2 separate regions of the Homo sapiens genome follow, and region 2 is linked to region 1. The links are chromatin loops, found by intact Hi-C in ENCODE. Cell type or tissue: heart right ventricle. All regions are shown on one strand. Links, peaks and the distances in the headings refer to the core of each region. The heading gives the core; the rest is flanking DNA.

Region 1 (2,903 bases), core at 220-2,719:
GGGGGGCTGTACACCGGGCCGCCTTCCTCCAGCTTCTTGTTCTTGTCCTTCAAGGACTTGAGGGACTTCTCTACTACCGAGTCATCGCGAACAGGGCGCGAAGAGTGCCAGCCACGCACAGGAAGGCACTGAGGTCCCACAGCCACAAAACCCACAGAGGTAGAGGTCCATGGCGCTCTCGACACTATGCGAAGGCACTCGGGCCTCAGAGCCCAACAGCCGAGGTGATCGCCTCTGGAGGATGTGTACACAGGGTGGATGGGAGTGCAGCAGCCAAATGGAACATTCCTTGAAAAGGGAAGAGTGGAAAACAGTAGTAAGAGCCAGCACTAGCCTTTGACAGCTCAGCACCGAACACCAACAGCAGCAAAACCCACATGCCCCGTGCCATGCCATGTCACAACCACACACAATCCCACCTACTTCCTGACGTTTTGCACTGCCCGCTGGGGAGCCCTTCGGAAGGGAGGCCAGGACAGTGTGCAGCCCCCTCAGCCCCACACCACGTCGGACAGGAGCATGGGCGGGCGATCCCCACAGAAAGGCAGGCAAGTCAGACACAAACACAATCAGCAAAGGCTGGATCCCTGGGTGGGTCTCCCAGGCCCACTCCCAGAGACTTGGGGAGGTAGGGTGCATTGCTTTGGCACTTCGTGGGGGAATGGAGTGCAGAGCAGAGACTTTGTTGACTTTGGAGGTCCTCTCCTCCAACAAGTGACTTTCTGGAAAGATCCGTGGCTCTTGAACAAGTCCTGCAAATCAGTAAGGGTGCTCGCTGACCTCAGACCTCTACACTAGCTGCCCGCAGGCACCAGAGCAAAACAACAAAATCCAAAGAATAAGGGCCAAGGCCCATCTCCTCCTCCTCTACCCACCTGCCCACTCTGTCCGGCACCAGCAGGCTCCAAGCCCAGAGCCTCACACCTGCCCCCCCGCCTGGACATCCCTAGCTCATGCCCTTGCTTCACTCAGACCTCCCTGACCACTCCACCGCTCTTGCCTCTCATCCACAGTGCTGCCTCCTAGCGGGTGCCCTGCTGACATCTGGCCGTCTTAGAGACCAGGTGCACACTGTGTGCACCACATTTGCTTTCTCCCAACTGGAATGTAGGCCACCGAGGGCCAGAGAGCAGGCTCGAGGCCTCACAGGCAGCAGTGGGAGGCTGGCACTAACCCAGACCCATCTCGGTCCACGCTGCATCGGCCCCAGTTGCCGCCTGTGCCATATCCACCCACAGAAAGGCCTTGAGGAGGCCACTGCAGCCTAAGCTTCTGCAGCATAGACCATGCCTGGCCCAGAACCTATGGTTTGTGTGCAACACAGAGACCATCATCTGACCGCAGCGTGGTGCCACACCACCATTTACAGTCCAAAATTCAAACAGCTGACCTGCGCGAGGCCCATTCAGCCTCACGATCTCCTGCGTGTCTTGCCTGGCACACTAGAAACTCCCCTGCTGATTGGACACAAATCCCCCCGGGTGGCCCGAGCTCACCTAAAAGGCCATGTGTGTCGCATAACTTCACATCAGCTCCTCCTGCTTCCATCAGCTCTCTGTGCATGGCCTGACGCCAGCAGCAAGGCCCGAGCTCCGGAGCAGACTGTTAGAGCTCAAATTCCAGCTCCATTACTTACTGCTGCGTGACCTTAGACTGAGTAATTTAACCTCTCTGTGCTTTGGGAGCATTCCTCGTGAATTTGTGTGTTAACAGATACTAAGTACCAGGACGGTACCTGCAACATGGGAACACCCACCAACGACGTGGCTCTCGTGATTACCACCGCCTTGCAGCCTCGGAGAAGCCACCAATCAGGGCTGGAAGCCAGGCGGGGAACTCTCTGGACCCGCTGCTTGTTTCTCAGATGGGGATCCTCGGCTTGCAGCCCAGAGAGGGCAGTGCGGCTGGTGCAGGGCACTGTCAGCCCAGGGCAGCTTAGAGCGAGCACACACCAGGATCAGAAGCCAGAGCAGCAGGGGCTCCACTCTGCACCAGTAATGGTCTGGGGACCTCCCCCAAAAACTCTCCCAGGCTCAAAATCTTCCCTCAATTACAGACATGCAAACCCAACACTAACCTCACGGAGAGGTTCTCAAGAATACGGGAAATAGACACGTGGAAGGTGCCTGGTGGACACCAATGAGGCCTGGGAGGGGTGGGAAGGGGGACAGGCACCCCACCTCGGTCACCTCCCCAATCCCTGTGAGGGCAGCTTCAGACTCTCTCCAGGCGCTGGCCCAGCCCCAGCCACCATGTCTCTAGGTTCTCCTCAGCTCTGGGGTCACCTCTGAGCCAGGAAGGGGCCCCTGAATCCATGCAGTCTTGAGTCAAGGCGTGCCGAGAGCCGAGCCACACAGAATGCAGCAGAGCCCACGCAGGCTCAGACTGCCCCCTGGCCAGGCTGTGTTCCTTCTGTGAGGTGGGCTCACCTCCCTGTGTGGGTGATGACAGTGCCCACACATGGGAATACACCTCCTCCCTGCATCAAGCTGAATTACACAACTCCACAACCCTCAGTTAGCAAGGACGATGGTGGCTTCCACAAGAAGGCATGATGCCAGCAGTCACGGGGTGTCGACAGGCAAAGACGAAGACTCGGAAAAACAGACCAGGCAGAGAAGCACACGATGGACTCAGTGAAGGCAGGGAGCCATCCAGAGTTGGGCACACCTGCAGGGGCCTGGTCCTCACCACAGTAACATCCCCCGGCAAATCCCATCAGCATTCACGCTAAGTACAGATTTAGAAATAAAAATAGCCTCACATCAGCTGAGGTTTCCCCACTGAGTGAGATTCAAGTTTGCTGGGTCTCACAACTGCTGTCTTACAGTTTGCTTACCCAAAGTCTGGGTGCTGCTTCTCTGCCTTTGTTTCTATGAGAAAGAAGGCTGGAAGCTGCTACA
Region 2 (2,903 bases), core at 179-2,678, 54 kb before region 1:
TGGGGGTGGGGCCGTCCCCACACCCCGGCTGGGCTGGACGGGATCTCCAGCCTCTCGTGGGCAGCTGCCTGCTGGGCCCAGTTGGCCACTCTGGACTCTTGGGCCCTGGCCGGAAGCACGACTGACGTTGTCCATGGTTTGGGGACGGGCAGGCAGAGGGTGGCCAGGCGAGGCCCTGAGAAGGGGCTCTGGCCGAGGCTGGCCAGGTGACACCCGGAGTGGCGGGCAGGGCTGAGAGGAAGGGGCATCCTGAAGAGGGCGGAGGCCGCGGAGGGAGGAGGGTGTGACGTGGGGTTGGACCGGCGGCCCCGAGGCCTGGATTCCTAATTCAGCCGGAGCCTGTGGAGTCGGGGCTTGTTTATTCTTGGCAGGAAGGCTGGTGCTGGGGGGGCAGAAGTGGGGAGTGAAGCCTTTTCAAAAAATAATAATAATAAAAACGCTCATTTAGAAGGCTCCCAAGGCGTGCTGAACTCCAAAAGGGTCTTGGAAAAAATGCTGAGAGGGTTTAAGTGTAAATGGACCCAAAACACCATAATTAAATTTCCTTTAAATTTACCAGAGTTTGGGGTCAAAGAAAAAATAAAACTTAGGGAAAATACACTTGAGGTTTCAGGCAAATGCCAAGTGCTTAGGAAAATAGATTCTGAGCTGCTCAGCGGCTACCGGCCTGGCCCCCGCCATCCTGGGAGCTGCCCAGCCTTAACCCCTCCCTGGCCAGCCCTCCACTGCCCGCCCCACCCACCCCTGTGGGGGACCCCACCACCACCTCCTGCTGCTTCCGCACAGTTCGAGCCGCCCTCCTGTGCCAGACTCCAGGCAGGGAGCTGGGCCTCCCCCACTCCCAGGCTGGGGCAGGAGCCCAGGGGGAGCCTGAACATTCACCCCCGCCCCCATCTCTACAGCTCTCTCTTGTGTCTGCAGACAGCTCTGGTTTCCTTTCTTTGCTCATCTGGGAGCAGCCACATTTTCCAAACCAAAGTCAGAACTTGAGGTCTAGTGGTCTGAGTGAACCAAACGGTAAAAAGGCCAGAATGTTTGAACTGGGACTGTCCTGCCATATCCAAGACGACAGGCTCCCAGCAGCTCATGACTCACGGTGTTACCCTTTTTCCTCAGCCTGCCAGGAAGCTCAGAGCTAAAATTAAGGGTCTTGCTAGCTGCGTTGGCTTAGGGATTTTGGAATATTTTTTCTTCTTCTTCACGTTCTTTAAAATTTCATTTCTGTTATAATGAGCAAATCAAGGTTTGTTTTTTTATTTTAATACTTTTCAAATTTTGTGAGAATAAATTTAAAAGGCAAAGTCAGGCATGGTGGCACATGCCTGTATTTGGGAGGCTGAGACGGGAAGATTGTTTGAGCCCAGGAGTTCAAGACCAGCCTGGACAGCATAGTAAGACCCTGTCTCAAAAATAAAATAGAAGGCAGAAACTACCCATAAACTATAATAGCTATAGCCCCACTAACAGCCCAGTCCAGTTCAGCAGGGCTACCCAGGGGCCCTTCTTCCTCCATCCCATGGTGGCCTGCCCTGATCCCTGGCACCCAACCCTGTGCCCTGACAGTGTGGAAGGGCACTAGTGGTTCCTGGGGAAGGTGGTAGGAGATGGGGAGCTCCGAGGGGAGATCGCATGGCTCCCAGGGGGTCCCATGGGCAGAAGGGACTTGATACCCACTCCGGACCTCCGTGTCCCCTGTCCTTCCACTCAGCCTCATGGCAGGGCCGAGGGAAGCTCCCCGCAGCAGCCCCAGCCCTAGGCCAGGTTCTGATCCCAGAGGGGAGCTGGGCAGGAGGCTCTCTCTGGCAGCTCGCCTGCCCTGGGTTCCAGGTCTCCAAGCCTCGGCCTCCCTGCCCACCTCCCTGTCGGGAAAGGCGGCAGCTGCCTGCCCGGAGTGCTGTGGGGAACAGGCGGTGTGGATCTGAGACTGTGCTGGGAATGTCCTCTCTGCCGAAGGCGCCTCTGCCATTTTCCGAGTACCTGCAAGGGAGACGCAGGAGACGCGGGTGTGAGCGGGGCCATGGGCAACCTGCGGAGGCCCTGCACCCAGGATGGGCCTCCCTCCCAGGCACCCTCTGCCACTCACCCACGCAGGCCCCAGCAAGCCAGGCTGCCCAGCTCTGAGTCACCGCCAGGGCTGGGCTGGGCCGGGCCGTCAGCCGCACGCGCCGCTTGTCTCGGCCCCTGCCTCCCATACTCACCTTCAGGGGGGACCCCTGGGTATGGGCCTCAGGAGGTGGGTGGGGGTGCAGGGGGAGTGGGTAGGGAGGTGTAAACCGGAGTCCAGCAGATGGGAAGTTCCTGTCCGGCCGGCACCTGCTTGGAGCCTCCTGCACATGCGGACCCTCAACAGGCTCCCCGAGTCCTCGCCTGCCCTCCCTGCCTCAAAGGCCCCAGAAGGGCCTACTTCATCAGGTGCCACGAGGATGAAGCCAGGTAATATTGCAAAGGGTCTGTGGAAACGCTTGAGCAAGGGCACTGTGATGAAATTGTGGCTACTGACAGCTAATGTGCAGAGTCACCGAAATTCAGGAGTCAAGCAGCCGGCCTGGCCTCACCTCAGTGTCGGGGGAATGCCATCTGCACCTGTGGGCTTGGAAGTGATCCATTTGAACAATACAATTATTCAGACAATACTAAACCGAGCTTTCAGGCAAGACCTCCCGTGGCCCTGACAGTCCTGGGGCAGAGTGGGCAGCAACTCCTTGCTGGTGGCCGTGGCGGCACTAGGACCCTTTTGAAACCAATTTGGCAAAATTAGCGGCACCACGGAAATGCTCCTGCCCTTTGACCTAACTGCTCCCAGACAGTGCCACTGGAGAAGCCATTCAGAATGTGGAGGGCGCCAGAGGAGGCAGCTGCCACGCAGTGCGTAGTGGGCAGAACGGCGGCCTCCAAAAGACATA

What was found. A loop is a pair of places that touch in the nucleus more often than their neighbours do. Peaks named below come from ENCODE experiments on the same cell type or tissue, not always from the same donor. Only the 100,000 strongest peaks of a DNase experiment are listed, where the experiment ranks them.
Region 2: a loop joins it to region 1, with 7 times the contacts of the local background. A loop is called at or near these places in 3 of 110 quality-filtered maps.

The regions. Positions count from the first base shown.
Region 1 is chr4:1,841,510-1,844,412 of GRCh38, forward strand. LETM1 (leucine zipper and EF-hand containing transmembrane protein 1) reads right to left here. Exons shown (of 14, transcript NM_012318.3): 3 at 1-288. Among named protein-coding and RNA genes, the nearest start is that of LETM1, 13 kb to the right of the region's middle. RefSeq lists a silencer at 1,099-1,349. In heart right ventricle, for the core only: a CTCF peak has its summit at 1,356; a DNase peak (open chromatin) is centred at 2,552; H3K27ac peaks cover 1,687 bases.
Region 2 is chr4:1,787,695-1,790,597 of GRCh38, forward strand. No RefSeq gene overlaps it. Among named protein-coding and RNA genes, the nearest start is that of FGFR3, 4.1 kb to the right of the region's middle. In heart right ventricle, for the core only: no CTCF peak of the experiment used is centred there; no DNase peak of the experiment used is centred there; H3K27ac peaks cover 804 bases.